2 separate regions of the Homo sapiens genome follow, and region 2 is linked to region 1. A link is a contact called in ENCODE Hi-C or POLR2A ChIA-PET data. All regions are on one chromosome and are shown on one strand. The core of a region is the stretch at or near the end of the contact, and the rest is flanking DNA. Distances in the headings are between cores, read along the strand shown.

Evidence for each region. A loop is a pair of places that touch in the nucleus more often than their neighbours do. ChIA-PET counts read pairs that join two places held with the same protein, here RNA polymerase II (POLR2A). Pooled maps may share reads with other maps.
Region 2: a pooled map shows a loop between it and region 1 (4-fold over the local background). The contact joins the promoter of MELK here to the promoter of MYORG in region 1. A Hi-C loop is called at or near these places in 4 of 50 pooled maps. POLR2A ChIA-PET finds 5 or more read pairs at or near these places in 2 of 52 experiments (PC-9 and activated CD4-positive, alpha-beta T cell).

Annotation. Positions count from the first base shown.
Region 1 is chr9:34,373,248-34,381,164 of GRCh38, reverse strand. It overlaps MYORG (myogenesis regulating glycosidase), which reads left to right and starts at 4,267. Exons shown (of 2, transcript NM_020702.5): 1 at 4,267-4,372. SPMIP6 (sperm microtubule inner protein 6) reads left to right here. Exons shown (of 7, transcript NM_032596.4): 5 at 34-263; 6 at 1,433-1,519; 7 at 1,984-2,146. The coding sequence ends at 1,519. LOC124902144 (a long non-coding RNA gene) reads right to left here and starts at 265. Exons shown (of 2, transcript XR_007061464.1): 1 at 1-265. RefSeq lists enhancers at 1-352, 4,338-4,918, 4,919-5,500 and a silencer at 3,903-4,292.
Region 2 is chr9:36,568,308-36,575,932 of GRCh38, reverse strand. MELK (maternal embryonic leucine zipper kinase) reads right to left here and starts at 3,038. Exons shown (of 18, transcript NM_014791.4): 1 at 2,926-3,038. RefSeq lists a silencer at 2,957-3,236 and an enhancer at 3,820-4,319.

The DNA of each region.
Region 1 (7,917 bases), core at 3,018-5,517:
TGGGTCTCCTGCGCTGGGGACCCGCGGGAGCAGAGCGCGAAGTGATGGTGAACATGCTGAACTCACTGTCGCGGAACCAGCAGCTGCCGCGGATCACGCCCCGATGCGGGTGCGTGGACCCGCTGCCCGGCCGCCTGCCCTTCCATGGTTACGAAAGTGCTTGCTCGGGCCGCCACTACTGTCTGCGCGGGATGGACTACTACGCCAGCGGGGCGCCCTGCACCGACCGCCGCCTGCGGCCTTGGTGCCGGGAGCAACCGACTGTAAGGTTCGCAGGGCTCCGCCCGCCTCAGCCGGGCTCCACCCCACACAAGCCCCGCCCCAGAACCCCGCCCCCTTCCAGCCCGGCCAGCTTCCGTGCAGGCCCCCAGCCTGCTCTAGCCCCGCGCTGCACGCTCTCGAGGCCCTGCCGTGTCCCGCCCTCGGGCTCCAAGGCCTGAACTAACAACTGAGGCGGGAGAACCAGCACGAAGGTTACTCCAAGTCCCCGACCCCTGTCCCTCTCAAACTGGGCTCAAGGTCAACCTGGCCTCTCTATATGCTCTGGAGGTCCCGTCAGAGGGTTTTTGAGGAAGAAACCCCGCACATCAGTCGCATCCTCTTCCCCCATCTCCTTGGCCCTGCCCCCTTTCCTGGACTCCTGGCCCTAGAGACGCAGGTTCTAGCCTGTGGAGTGCCCTGCGTTCTCAGAAAAATGTCCTCTCTTGCTGGTCCCCCGTCACCGTCGGTAGTGGGTGCGGTCATTCCTGGGGGCTACGTGAGCCGGGAAATGGTGACCACTTTACCAGAATGGCTCTGGCCTCCTCGGATCCCGCACCACCTGCGGAGGTAGGCACCCTCGCGTGTTACTGCTAAGAAAACTGAGGCCCGAGCGCACAGCTGGAGCCCAGACTGCAGCTCGGCATTCGTCCTGCACGCGGCGGCAGCCAAGCCTGGGAGAACTTTGTCCGCGGTAGCCCAGAGAGCTGTGCAGTGGGGGTCCATAGTGATCCCCCGCCCCTCTCCAGGCCGAGAGAGCCTGATTCATTGTGCAAGACTGAGTCTTATCCCTCTCAAGGGCATAGGGGAGTGGGAAAGTGTCTGAGCCTCTAGGAAGCTCAGAAATGATGCCTCGTCCTACTGCTGGAGAAATTGCTGTCCAGTGGCGGGGATCCGGTGGTTCCAGGTCCTCAACGCCCGGAGCCCGACCTTCCCCAGGGTCCAGCGCTCTTTCCTCAACGGCAGAAATGAGGCCTTGCCGGGAGGGAGTCTTCCAAGGGGGGTTCCCGAATCGGTGCTGCAGTGGGGGTTTTGAAGGGTGAGGAAGAAGGAGAGGAGGATTTCCGAGCCTTGGGACGGACACCTGAAGCGCCGCCCAGGGGCTTGGTCTAAATCGGGGGATGAGAGTCAAAAGGCCCAACCCCTCCATGCTCGCGGCTTCCTCCTTCTCCAGATGTGTACCTCCCTACGAGCACCGGCCCGGAATGCAGTGTGCTGTTACAACTCCCCCGCCGTCATACTACCCATATCCGAACCTTAGGTAAGTCTAACGCGCACACACTCATTTGCACACGCACCCTGAAGGCTTGGTGAGGCGGGGCTGGGGGAGGATGTCTGGTAGACGGGATGAGAACGCTCCGCGGTGCACTGACAGGCACATACCACGAGGGGGAGCTAGTGGCATGGAGCAGTCAAAGGTGGTAAGGACAGAGGACCTTAAGAGAGGGCTAGGAGGCCGGTATTGAAGGGTTACAGGTTGGCAGTGGGCTTACAGCCAAAGGCGTTGGTTCAGAGCTTGAAGTAATGAGTAAGAAGTCGATGTTAAGGAGGAAATATTGGGTATCAGCAACTTAACAGTAGAACCTAAGGTCAGGAGGTCAGTATTGGAACCCAAGGTCAGTGCTATAGACAAAGTGTAGGGATAAGGTTAGCATTGCAAACTGGAGTCAGATATTCACTTTGACATATGAGGATCCAAAACGGCTGACCCATCTCTTCCTGTAGATGGGACACAAGTCACTTCAAGAAGTCTGGTGGTCCCCAGAGAAACAACTATGTTATCCATCCTGAGTTTGTGTCTGAGACCTATCCCGACTATCGTTGCTGGTAGAGCCTGGGCTTGCTGTGCCAAGGGGGCAGAGCAATAAATAAACTCTTCAACCCCAAAGCCTGCCTCCTGTGTCCTTACCCAGCAGGATCTGGAAGTGAAGGGCCAGTCACTCAGGCCTCTATCAAACCCCTTCAACTGAGATGCAATTTTTCTCAAAGTCACCCTTCCCTGGGCCCTTCCAACCCCATCATCTCAGTACATCCCTGAGTGCCCTCCTGACACAGAACAGTAGCCTTATATCCAGCTGCTATCCTCCTCCCCTGAATCCCAGAGCCCAAACGGATGGGTCCACCCTGCAATGCAGGCAGGAGCCATCTACTTTCCACCCCACGAAGACCCTCCAGCTAACATTTCTTCAGTATGCTCCCAAACTTAGATGCCCTCCCACTCATCAGAGGACCCAGAATCCTTCCTTCCACAGTCAAAGACCTATCCCTACACCCAAAGCTCTTGATCTCTGCTTCCAGGAGTCCCCATCACAGCCTCCCAAAAGCCTCTCTGTGCTCAGACACCCTTGCTGCACAAGGTGTGTCCCCCATTCCAAGTCCAACTGGTCAAAACATAATTTTGGAGGGTCTCATGACAAAGAAATTTCAAGTTGCAAAACAAAGCCCTGTTTCTCTGCCCCTCAGGGAGCGAGAAGGGGCCATTCTAAAATCTCTGTGATCTTCAGTATTTTTATTTCTGCATCAAATAGATATGAAACCAGCTGGGTGCAGAGGCTCACACCTGTAATCTCACCACTTTGGGAGGCAGAGGCAGGAGGATCACTTGAGCCCAGGAATTCGATACCAGCTGGGGCAACATAAAGAGACCCCTTCTCTACAAAAAAATTTAAAAATTAGCAGGGTATGGTGGCACACACATGTGGTCCAAGTTACTCAGGAGCCTGAGGCGGGAGGGGATAGCTTGAACCAAGGACATTGAGGCTGCAGTGAGCTATGTTAACGCCACTGCACTCCAGCCTGGGCGACAGAGCGAGACCCTCTCTCAAAAAAATAAAGACCGGACGCGGTGGCCCACACTTGTAATCCCAGCACTTTGGGAGGCCGAGGCAGGTAGATCACCTGAGGTCAGGAGTTTGAGACCAGCCTGACCAACATGGTGAAACTCTGTCTCTACTAAAAATACAAAATTAGCCAGGCGCGGTGGTGCGTGCCTGTAATCCCAGCTACTTGGGAGGCTGAGGCAGGAGAATTGCTTGAACCCGGGAGGCGGAGTTTGCAGTGAGCTGAGATCGTGCCATTGTACTCCAGCCTGGGCAACAAGAACGAAACTCAAAAATAAATAAATATAAAAATAAAATAAAATAAAAAAGAAATGAAACCTCAGAGTCTTGCCCAGCCCCCGGGGAGAGGGGCATGGCGGGGCACACCCACTTTCCCGCAGCTTGGGCATTTCTAACTAAAGGCTGTAACTTAGGAGGAGGGGCTGGACCCTATAAATAACTAGTCTGGGGGTAGCGGTCTGGGAGGCGGGTGACGTTGCAAAACACCGAGCAGAAACCGGTCTTCTCAGTCCCTGACCTCGGACACCGCTGGTTTGGTCCGGTGGGAACCGACAGCTTGGACTCGCGGCGGGTTGGAACTACAGCTCCCTCCGTGGGGCCCTCGATTGGAAGCACCTGCATTGGGAGCTGAGATACTCGCGGAATTCCGCCACCACTTTTCCGTATGGAAAGCTGAGGGCTTGTGAGAGCGTTATACCGATATGGCCTCCACCTGTCCAAACCGGGAAGGAAGGAATTCCAATGGCCAGCTCTGCTCCTTTACCCTGCAGCTCTCTCCCTCTCATCCTCATTCCAAACCTAGCCTAGAGGTGCAAGAACCCCAACCTTCCGCAGCTGCTCCTTTCTGCAGAACTACATGTCCCAGCAGGCCTGGGGCCGAGCCCCGCCCGCTTGCGGGTTAGCAGTGGCCCAGGAGGGGCGGGCCCGCCGGCGGGAGTCGGAGCCGCGGGGCGCAGGACTGAGCAAGCCTGAAATGCCAGGGGCAGAGCACAGAGCGGTGGGAGGAAGGTGGGGCTGAGGGGCGGGGCCACAGATCCGCCTGATAACCTGGGAGGAGGGGTCGAACGTCAAGGGCAGGGCTGGACTCTGAGGCCCGAGACGAGACTGGATGACTGGGGCGTGGCCGAGGAACCCCAGGGCGGGACCCGAGGAGGGGCTGTGCCCTGCCAGACAGAGCCCCGCGCGGCGCGGCGGCAGCTTCACTCTGGTTCAAGCGCAGGGGATCGGCGGGAAGCTCTTTCACCCCCGCTTCTGCCGGGCTGTAACTGCAATGGGTGAGCCCAGCGGGAGGGCTGTGGGGGGCGGGGGGCTGCTGAAGGAGCACGATTCCTGAACTTTCGCTCCCACCGATGAATGGGTGGAGCGAGCCTGAACACCTGGGCCCATCCCACGGCCGCGATTCCCGCGGGGCGACAGGTCCCTTGACCTCGGTCGGCCCCTTCGGACAGTATAGCCTTCAGGGCGGGGTAGGGAGGGCGGCTGTGGAGTATTCCAGGCTATGTAGGCAGTCACTCGATCCCCGCGGATACCGTCGCCTGGCAGGAGAGGGAGATGGGCCGGATCGAGTTGCCTTTGACATTTCCATCCCCCCGGGAACTGTGTCCAACTAACGATTCTACTTGGAATGGCCTCCCCTCAGTTGAGTCGGGCGGGGCCCTCCCCCTCAGACCAGACTAGCTGTGGCAGCCAAGGCTGAGGTTGAGTGTCCGGTGGGGAGAGGCTCAGCAGGGGCAGAGCCCAGACTCCACCTGGCGGAGGCGGCAGATTACAGAGGTCTCTGGCACCACTGTTAACACCGGAACCACAGACTTCCTCCCCCAAAGCCCCGGTACCAGATGCCATTAAAATTGCCCTCTTTGCTGCCCTCGTGGTCTTCGTGGTCCGCGTGGAGCAAGCAGCAGCACCAGCCCTTGGAAAGACAGGCCTCACCATGCCATGTCCATCTGATGGAAGCTGGTCCCACCAGCTCAGCCCCAGGGCTCCTTTCTGCTACTGCATTCAGGCAGCCAGGTCAGATCATTATCTCCCATCTCCTAAAACTTACACTGTGGAGAGCTGGGCTGGGATTTTAGATCCAGGCAGCCTTGATACCTGGCTAACTTCAGACAAGTTCCTTTTTCTGTTTGGGCCACGTTTCCTCACCTGTAAAATGGACACTGCAGCTATGTCTGCTGTTCCACATTGTTGATAGAACTGGATGCTGTGGTGACATTTGGGACACTATCATGGTGCCTGGGGTGGGTGGGTGCCCAGGCCTGTGGGCTTCTGTCTTTCATCAAAGAACTTCAGATCCCAGAAAATTAAGATTCTCAAAACATAACTGTCGGAAAGGGCTTTTGAATCCACCTTGGTGGCCTCTTCCTGCCTCCAGGGCTCATGAGATAGGCTGACTTCATATGAAAGTTTTGAGGATGAGGAAGTCTCTCTCCTCTTCAGATACTGACCCTCTCTCTCCTTATTTCCTTGGTGCCCAGAATAGGGCTTTGGTTATCTTGAATGAATGAATATAAACTCACAGGTGTGATCTGAGCCACCTAAAGCCTTCTTTGGGTTCTGCTCAGCTTGAGGGCATCACCTAAAGGCCACTGGCTGCATTTTCCAGGAGGTGTTTTCTAAGCTGTATCTATATAGGAATGGGGAGGAAAGCTAAGTCATTGTAGACTGAGAGAAAGGGAATAAGAGTCTGTTCCAGACCAGCTAGGGCTGACAAGCTTAGGCAGCTGGGGGCAGAGGGCACTGAGAATGAGGCCCTGAGCTAGCACCGTGTGGGAAGTGCCTATGGGAGGAGCTGTGTATTGACATTTAGGATCAAATTCTGCTCCACACCTTGCATTCTTGCATGGGGGAGGTGAAAAACCTGAGTATTTCCGGCATCTCCTTGGAAGTCCCTGGGGACTTAGAGACAGACACTGGCATCTGGGAGGAGGCTAATTACTGTTTGCTAGTCTCCTTCTCTTCTTCCCCCGAGCTGGAGCAGTTGGGCAACCAACTGGCTGGCTGTGTGTATGCCCGTGTGTGCACCTGGGTGGTGCTATTTCTTTGTTGGACTCTGCTCTGAAGCCTGGGACAGGAACGGTCAGTGGCCTTGAGTGGCAGAGTAGGACACACCTCTTCCCCTGAGCCTGTGTTTCCCTGTAGTCATATCTGTATTTTTTTTTTTTTTTTGAGATAGGGTCTCACTTTGTCACCTAGGCTGGAGTGCAGTGGCACAATCTTGGCTCACTGCAGCCTTGACCTCCTGGGCTCAAGCGACCCTCCCACCTCAGCCCCCCAAGTAGCTGGGACTACAGGTGCACACCACCATGCCTGGCTAATTTTTTTTTTTTTTTGTATTTTTGGTAGAGACAGGGTTTCAACATGTTGCCCAGGCTGGTCTCAAACTCCTGAGCTCAAGAGATCTGCCCTCCTTGGCCTCCCAAAGTGCTAGGATTACAGGCATGAGCACCGTGCATGGCCTCATATCTGGATATTTAGCATATAGTGTGTCAGAGTTTATGTGTGTTAGTGGTAGTGGTGGGTGTCTGATCCCTGGAGAGCAGGTAGGTGGAGGAGGTGCGCTGGGCCAAGCTAGGTGGGTGAAATCTCCTGAAGCAGGTGGCCTAAAGGATTTAGGTTGGGGAAGGAACGAGCTTGGTAATCACAAGATAGGCTTGGCTGGAAATGGAATCAGAATGGTAGCTGAGAACACATCATGCCTGGAGCCTCCAGTGCAAAGCAAACACTTTTAAATTTCATCATGGAAGCAATGAGCAGCTCTCGAAGCTAGGGATAGATATGGTTTGATAAGTGCTTTAGAAAGATCACTATGGTTGCCGTGATCAGAAGGCACTGGTGAGAAAGAAGTTAGAGTCAGAGAGGCCTGTTGGGGGAAGCGTTTGGTAATACAGGGGAGAAGTGACAGTGCCCAAACTATGACAGAAACAGGACAGTGGGTGAAACAGAGCGAGGAAGTAGCTGGCCCACAGATGTGGTGCCAGGAGCAAAGCAGGAAGGCAGGCATGGAAATGGATTTGGTGATGGATGATGGCTGAGAGCAGGGTGAGTTTGAGGGCAAAGAGAAGCAGATGTGAGAAACAACTGGCCCCCCATGCCAGGCTCCTGCCCCAGGCCCTAATGTCTGAACCCAACTCTACCTCCCTCCAAACCAGGCCCTGGGACTAAGTCTGGCTTTGGGTGTCTTCTTCAATCTCCAGACTTCATCAGGCTTTTGACTCAGGATAAAAACACATCCCTGAGCTGTTCTCCCTTCCTCCCTCCTCTCCCCCTCTGGGGACAGGGAAGCTAGCCTACCGCCCTGTTAAAAGTCTCAAGGGGGACTGGGCGAGGTGGCTCACGCCTGTAATGCCAGCACTTCTGGAGGCTGAGGCAGGTGGATCACTTGAGGTCATGAGTTCGAAGCCAGCCTGACCAACATGGTGAAACCCTGTCTCTACCAAAAATACAAAAATTAGCTAGGTGTGGTGGTGTGCGCCTTTAATCCCAGCTACTCGGGAGGTTGAGGCAGGAGACCCGCTTGAACCCAAGAGGCAGAGATTGCAGTGAGCTGAGATCATGCCACTGCACTCCAGTCTGGGTGACAGAGAGAGACTCCATTTCAAAAAAAAAAGTCTCAAGGAGCTGGCTGGACAATACCCCCTCTCCCACCCTGACCATCCACACCTCTAGGAGAGCAGGACTTTTCTAGTTCCTTTCCCGTCTCTTCAGCCCGAACGGCCCCATGTGTGATCTGGGGAGGCCTGGCTTATCCTGTGATCCTGGAAAGCTTCCTGACCCTCTCAGGGTTTGTTTCTCCACTAGGAAAATGAGGATGGGTGCCATC
Region 2 (7,625 bases), core at 1,789-4,288, 2.2 Mb before region 1:
TCTTTGGAATCCTGATACAGAAGAAAAAAGAGAGCAGGAGAATGGAAATGGAGGAACACTGGACTATAAATCTGAATGCACATGTTTACATTCCATGCAAAGGACTGGGCTATTTCAAATTGTCACTCAGAAAGAGAAAGCAATTTGTAAGATGCTGGAATTCACTTCCCAGATTAGGGATTTAAGAGTGTCATAATTAACTTAATAGACTTCTCCCAAAAGAGTTATAAACATCCCAGTCATGGCCTCTGGAAAACTAGCAGAGATGGGCAAGTTGTTTATTTAACAACTAAGGTAAGACTGAAGCCATGCACTTTTTTTTTTCTTTCTTTCTTCCATTTTCTCTATCTACCCGCTTCTCTCAAATTACATCATGTCTTTGGATGAGTAATACCAATGTGGGCCTAGATTATAGCTACTGAATCAAGGGAATATCGTTGTTGCTGCAATGTGAGAAAACTGGTGCTTACATTACAAACTCCTACACTAATAGCAGATTATACTTGATTTGTAAATCTTTGTGAATGTGGAGCTGGTTCTAAATATTCTCATGTGCCCTGTTTATCCTCTAGAGTTTGTTAATATAGAATACAGAAAAGCCTTGAGAACAGAGTAACCCAACTTTGTAGCTGCTGAAGGAGGTATATTATCAGTCAACGCGGAAGACAGCCTCTCAACTGTGAATAATGAAGAAGGAAATTAGACCCCAATCAGACACCTGAGTGCCCTTCTGGGCTTGACTAAATAAATAGAAGAATTGGGGGTATATATAATTGGGTTTTGTTTTTGTTTTTGTTTTTGAGACGGAGTCTTGCTCTCTTGCCCAGGCTGGAGTGCAGTGGCGTAATCTCGGCTCACTGCAACCTCCGCCCTCTGAGTTCAAGCAATTCTGCCTCAGCCTCCCAAGTAGCTGGGATTACAGGTGTGCGCCACCACGCCCGGCTAATTTTTTGTATTTTTAGTAAAGATGGGGTTTCACCATCTTGGCCAGGCTGGTCTTGAACTCCTGACCTCACAATCCATCTGCCTCGGCCTCCCAAAGTGCTGGGATTACAGGCGTGAGCCACCGCGCCCGGCCTATAATTGGGGTCTTTAACTTCTCAGAAGAGCAAGGAATTGGGATAATGAGAAGACGTTTATGGTTAAATTTTAAAGGATAGCAACAAATTGGGGGCATTTTTTAACAATATTATTTGGGCTATTCTATTACTTGCCGCATAAATACATTTACCTTATCTACAGAGCTTGGAAAGACACTGATGCTGAGGATAATTTCAAACAGGAAGTAGAATACAGAATGGTTTTTTGGGTTTTGTCTGTTTATTTGCTTGAGACAGGGTCTCGTTCTGTCACCTAGGCTGGAGTGCAGTAGCTAGATCTCGGCTCACCGCAACCTCCGCCTCCTGGGTTCCAGAGATGCTCGTGCCTCAGCCTCCCCAGTTGCTGGGATTACAGGCATGCGCCACCATGCCCGGTTAATTTTTTTTTTTTTTTTTTTTTTTGTATTTTTAGTAGAGACGGGGTTTCGCCATGTTGGCCAGGCTGGTCTAGAACTCCTGGCCTCAAGTGATCCGCCCACCTCGGCCTCCCCAAGTGCTGGGATTACAAGCGTGAGCCACCACGCCGGGCTCAGAATGGTTTATAATGTGGCCTGTAACACATTTAATTAGCATCCTGCCCTGCTCCCTTGCAAAGGCTTCTGGGAGCACCAACAATGAGGCACTCATTGGGATTGATCTGCCCATCTAGTTGGTCCACAGTAGTTACACAGAAAGGACAGACCCTTGGGAGAAACAAGCCCACGAAGGCCCAGTAAGGGCTTTTCTGATTTTTCTGATTTTCTAGCCAGACTCCATGGGAAACAGAAACCAAAATTTAAACCAAAGTTAGGAACACTGGCCTCTAAACAACAATCCAGGCTCCTGATACTCACCTCATTCCACTAACAAAGGAGAAATACCAAAGGTAATTACCCGTCCTAAGTGCTAGGGACCTGATTCCTCTCTTGGGCAGCCTTCCCTGAGTCTACCCTTTCCAGCTCCCACAACCCTACACCAGGTTTCTTGGTGGGAGCAATCCTGCTGCTCCTATTACTGATACAGCATTCGGTGAAAATTCCCCTTTTAGGCCGGGCGTGGTGGCTCACGCCTGTAATCCCAGCACTCTGGGAGGCCAAGGCGGGCGGATCACCTGAGGACACGAGCTGGAGACCAGCCTGGCCAACGTGGTGAAACCCCGTCTCTACTAAAAATACAAAAAATGAGCCGGGCGTGGTGGCGGATGTCTGTAAGCTCAGCTACTCGGGAGGCTGAGGCAGAAGAATCGCTTGAACTTGGGAGGCGGAGGTTGCGGTGAGCCGAGATCGCGCCATTGCACTCCAGCCTGGGCAACAAGAGCGAAACTCCGTCTTGAAGAAAAAGAAAAAAAATTCCCCTTTTAGTGTGAGCCTCTGAAGCCACTACTCTGGGGAGATGATAGGAGAGGATGGATTTGGACTCTGAAAAGGTAGTGATAACACATCTCCTTTTTTATTGCACTGCCCCAGTAAACTGAGTTGTACAAACAGAAAAAACTCGAAACCCTTCTGTCAACTTTTTTCGCGGGGAAGAGTCACGGAAACTGGAAACGGGAAATGGGAATTCACGTCTATCGCAGCCTCCTAGGTGGCAAACGCTTAGCCTGAACACCTCTTCAATAACCCTGTTAAGTAGACACGGTCATTATCCCCACTTACGGAGAAGAAAACCGCGGGTCGGAAAGGTCAAATATCTTATCCAGGGAACAGGGCTGGTAAAGCGCGGGGCTCCGATGAAATCCTCCAGTCTCCCGAGAGCCAGGAGCAAACTGGGTTTGGGCCGCTGCGCCCCGCACAGCCCAGACCCCAGCCATCAACTGCGACTGCGGCGGGCAGGCGGGAGAACTGACCTGAGGGGCGGAGGGCACGGCTGAGCGGCGCCCGACAGAAGGACAGGGGCCTGCTGTCCTGAGAGACGCGGCTGGTACGGCGTTCCTAAGAATCTTTTCGATCGCCGGGTTGTGGCCGCTTCCGCCCGCCAAGGGAATCAAATCTCCCGGGCCGGAAGGGGCGGGGACGCGGCGGGGGCGCGCGCGGCGCCGGATCCCAGGGAAGCGGACGCGCACGGCAGGCGGGGGCGCGCACAGTGCCGGGGGGTTCTCACCGGGGCAACGGCTCGCGGTCGCTGTGGAGCCGTGAAAGGGATGGCCGGGAGGTCCACTGGGCTGCGAGGGGTGACTTGAGGCCTTGGTCTTGCCCCGGAGGGCACGTGATGATTTTCCAGGTGGCGTGGATATGCCAAGTCTCCACAGAACCCAACTTTCTTACGTTCTCTTCCTAAAATTGACGTGCCCTCTGGCAGTCACAGTTCTCATTTTCGTCCTCCCTTGCCCACTGGCCGTTCTCCCACCCAGCAAAGACAGGAATACCTCCCCCTCTCCAAAATGTGTTGCCACGAGGAATAAGAACCCCAGTAGCTGAGACTACAGGCACGCGCCACCACGCCTGGCTAAATTATTTGTGGGTAGAGACGGGATCTCGCTATGTTGGCCAGGCTGGTCTCGAACTCCTGGGCTCAAGCGATCCTCCCGCCTCAGCCTCCCAAAGTGCTGGGATTACAGGCGTGAGCCACTGTATCCGGCCCAGAAAATCTTTAGACAAATTAAACTTTACAGAGTTGAATTGACCAAAGAATGAGTCCAAAATCCAGTAATCCCTGGAACCAAAATAGGTTCAGAGTGATTCGGGCTGCCATATGTTCAAATAACATTTATGGACAGAAAAAGGAAAATGACTTACAGAAATTGCAGTCAAGTATGGAAACAGCTGGATTGGTTGCAACTCAACCTCTGACTATTTTGAGCACTGTTTAAACAGTTGGCCACCTGTGATTGGCCAAAACTCCGCTGCTGTGATTGACTGAGACTCGCTACTTGTTACAAGGTTACAGTCTCTTTACACATTTACAATTGTAGTTGTCTACAATTCACTATGTATGGAGAAACTGTTAGGCCAGGTGCAAAGGCTCACATCTATAATCCCAGCACTTTGGTGGGGGGGCGGGGGCAGATCATTTGGGGTCAGGAGTTCGAGACCAGCCTGACCAACATGATGAAACCCTGTCTCTACTAAAAATACAAAAAATTAGCCGGGCTTGGTGGCGCGAGCCTATAATCCCAGCTACTCAGGAGGTAGAGGCAGGAGAATCTCTTGATTCTCTCTGCTGGGAGGCAGAGGTTGCAGTGAGTAGAGATCGTGCCACTGCACTCCAGGCTGGGCAACAGAGCAAGACTCCGTCTCAAAAAAAGAGAAAGAGAGAAAGAGAGAGAGAAAAGAAAGAAAGGAAGAGAAGGGGAAGGGAAGGGGAAGGGAGGGGAAGGGAGGGGAAGGGAAGGGAAGGGAAAGGAAAGGAAGGGAGAGAAAGGGAGAGAGAGAAAGAAATAAATTGTTAGTCTGAACTTAAAATGCATAAGGAGGCAGCTTTATGCTAAACTTAATTTAACATGGTCATCTGAATCTTCAGCAAATCATAATCTTTTTGCTGGTGGAGGGTCTTGCCTCCATGCTGCTGATTGATCAGGGTGGTGGTTGCTAAACGTTGGGATGGCTGTGGCAATTTCCTAAAATAAAACAACAATGCTGCATCGATGGACACTTCCTTTCATGAAAGATTTCTCTGTAGCATGTGATGCTGTGTGATACCATTTCATCCACAGCAGGACTTCCTTCAAAGTTAGTTCTCTGAAATCTTGCCACTGCCTTATCAACAAAGTTTATGGAATATTCTAAATCTTTTGTTGTTATTTCAGCAATGATCACAGCATCTTCACCAAGAGGAGCTTCCATCTCAAGAAAGCACTCTCTCTTTGCTCATCCGTAAGAAGAAACTCCCCATCTATTCAAGTTGGATCATGAGATTGCAGCAGTTCAGTCACATATTCAGGCTTCACTTCCAATTCTAGTTCTCTTGCTGTTTCCACCAAATCTGCAGTTACTTCCACGAGTGAAGTCTTGAACCCCTCAAAGTCATCCATGAGGGTTGGAATTAATTTCTTCCCAACTCCTGTTAATGTTGATATGGTGACCTCTTCCCATTAATCATAAATGTTCTTTTTTTTTTTTTTGGAGATGGAGTCTCACTCTGTCACCCAGGCTGGAGTGCAGTGGCGTGGTCTCGGCTCACTGCAAGCTCCGCCTCCTGGGTTCACGCCATTCTCCTGCCTCAGCCTCCTGAGTAGCTGGGACTACAGGCGCCCACCACCATGCCCGGCTAATTTTTTTGTATTTTTAGTAGAGATGGGGTTTCACCATGTTAGCCAGGATGGTCTTGATCTCCTGACCTCATGATCCGCCTGCCTTGGCCTCCCAAAGTGCTGGGATTACAGGCGTGAGCCACCGTGCCCGGCCATAAATGTTCTTAATGACATCTAGAAGAGTTAATTCTTTCCAGAAGGCTTCCATTTTACTTTGCCCAGATCCAGCATAAAATCACTATCTATGGCATCTGTAACCTCACAAAATGTATTTTGTAAATAAAATGACTTGACAGTCAAAATCATTCCTTGATCTATGGCCTACAGAATGGATGTTATGTTAGCAGACATCCAAACAACATTCATTTCCTTGTACATCTCCATCAGAGCTCGTGGGTGACTAGGGGCATTATCAATGAGCATTAATATTTTGAAAGGAATCTTTTTTTCTTAGAAGTAGGTCTCAAAAGTGGGCTTAAGGTATGCAGTAAACCTTAGCCAGCTGTGGCGGCATATGCTGGTAATACCAGCTCTTCAGGAGACTGAGGCAGGAGGATCACTGGAGCCCAAGAGTTCGAGGTTACTGTAAGCTATAATTACGTCACCGCATTCCAGCATGGGTGGCAGAGTGAGACCCTGCCTCAAAAAAACAAACAAACAAACAAAAAAGATATTCAGTAAACCCTAGTATAAACAGTTATACTGTCATCTAGGCTTTGTTGTTCCATTTATAGAGCATAGGCAGAGTAGATTCAGCATAATTCATAAGGGCTCCGGGATTTTCAGACTGGCAAATGCACACTGGCTTCAACTCCAAGTCACCAGCTGCGTTAGCTCCTAACAAGAGAGTCAACCTGTCCTTTGAAGATTTGAAGCTAGGCATTGACTTCTTCTCTTTAGCTAAGAAAGTTCTAGATGGCTCCTCTTCCAACCTAGAACTATTTCCTCTACATTGAAAATTTGTTATTCAGTGGAGCCACCTGCATCAATGATCTTAGCCAAATCTTCTGTATAACTTGCTGCAGCTTCTACATCCGCACTTGCTGCTTCACTGCGCACGTTTATATTACAGAGACAACTTTTTTTCTTTTTTTGAGACGGAGTTTCGCTCTTGTTGCCCAGGCTGGAGTGCAATGGCGCCATCTCGGCTCGCCGCAAACTCGCCGCAAACTCGCCCTCCCAGGTTCAAGTGATTCTCCTGCCTCAGCCTCCCAAGTAGCTGGGATTACAGGCATGCACCACCACGCCCAGCTAATTTTGTATTTTTAGTAGAGACGATGTTTCTCCATGTTGGTTGGGCTGGTCTCAAACTCCTGACCTCAGTTGATCTGCCCGCCTCGGCCTCCCAAAGTGCTGGGAGTACAGGCGTGAGCCACTGCACCCAGCCTACAGCTTCTTACCTTAAATCTCATGAACCGACCTCTGCTAGCTTCCAAATTTTCTTCTGCAGTTTCCTCACCTCTCCTAGCCTTCACAGAATTGAGGAGAATTGTGGCCTTGCTTTGGATTAGGCTTTGGCTCAAGGAATTTTGTGTCTGGTTTGATCTTCTATCCAGACTACTATCTATCAGCAGTAAGGCTGTTTCGCATTCTTATCACTCATGTGTTCAGTGGAGTAGCACTTTTAATTTTCTTCAAGAACTTTTCCTTTGCATTCACAATTTGGCTAATTATTTGGCACAAGAGGCCTCCCTTTCAGCCTATCAGCTTTGGACATGCCTTCCTCACTAAGCTTAATCATTTCTAGATTTTTATTTCAAGTGACAGATGTGTGACTCTTCCTTTCACTTGAACACTTAGAGGCCATTGTAGGGTTATTAATTGGCTTAATTTCAACATTGTTGTGTCTCAGGGAATAGGAACGCCTGAGGAGAGGGAAAGAGACGGGGAACAATCAGCCAGTGAAGCAGTCAGAACACACACAATATTTATCAATTAAGTTTGCAGTCTAATTACGGGTATAGTTCATGGTACCCTAAAACAGTTACAAGAAGAGCATCAAGATCTCTGGTCCGCTGTGCAGGCTCACGCCTGTAATCCCAGCACTTTGGGAGACAGAGGTGGGCGGATCACGAGGTTAGGCGTCAAGACCAGCCTGACCAACACGGTGAAACCCCATCTCTACTAAAAATACAAAATTAGCCAGGCATGGTGGCGCATGCCTGTAATCCTAGCTACTTGGGAAGCTGAGGCAGGAGAATCACTTGAACCCAGGAGGCAGAAGTTGCGGTGACCCAAGATCGCGCCATTGCACTCCAGCCTGGACAAAAAGAGCAAAACTCCATCTCAAAAGAAAAAAAAAAATGGCCTGACTGGGTAGGTCAGGCCATTTGGGATGTAACATCCTTTTTTTTTTT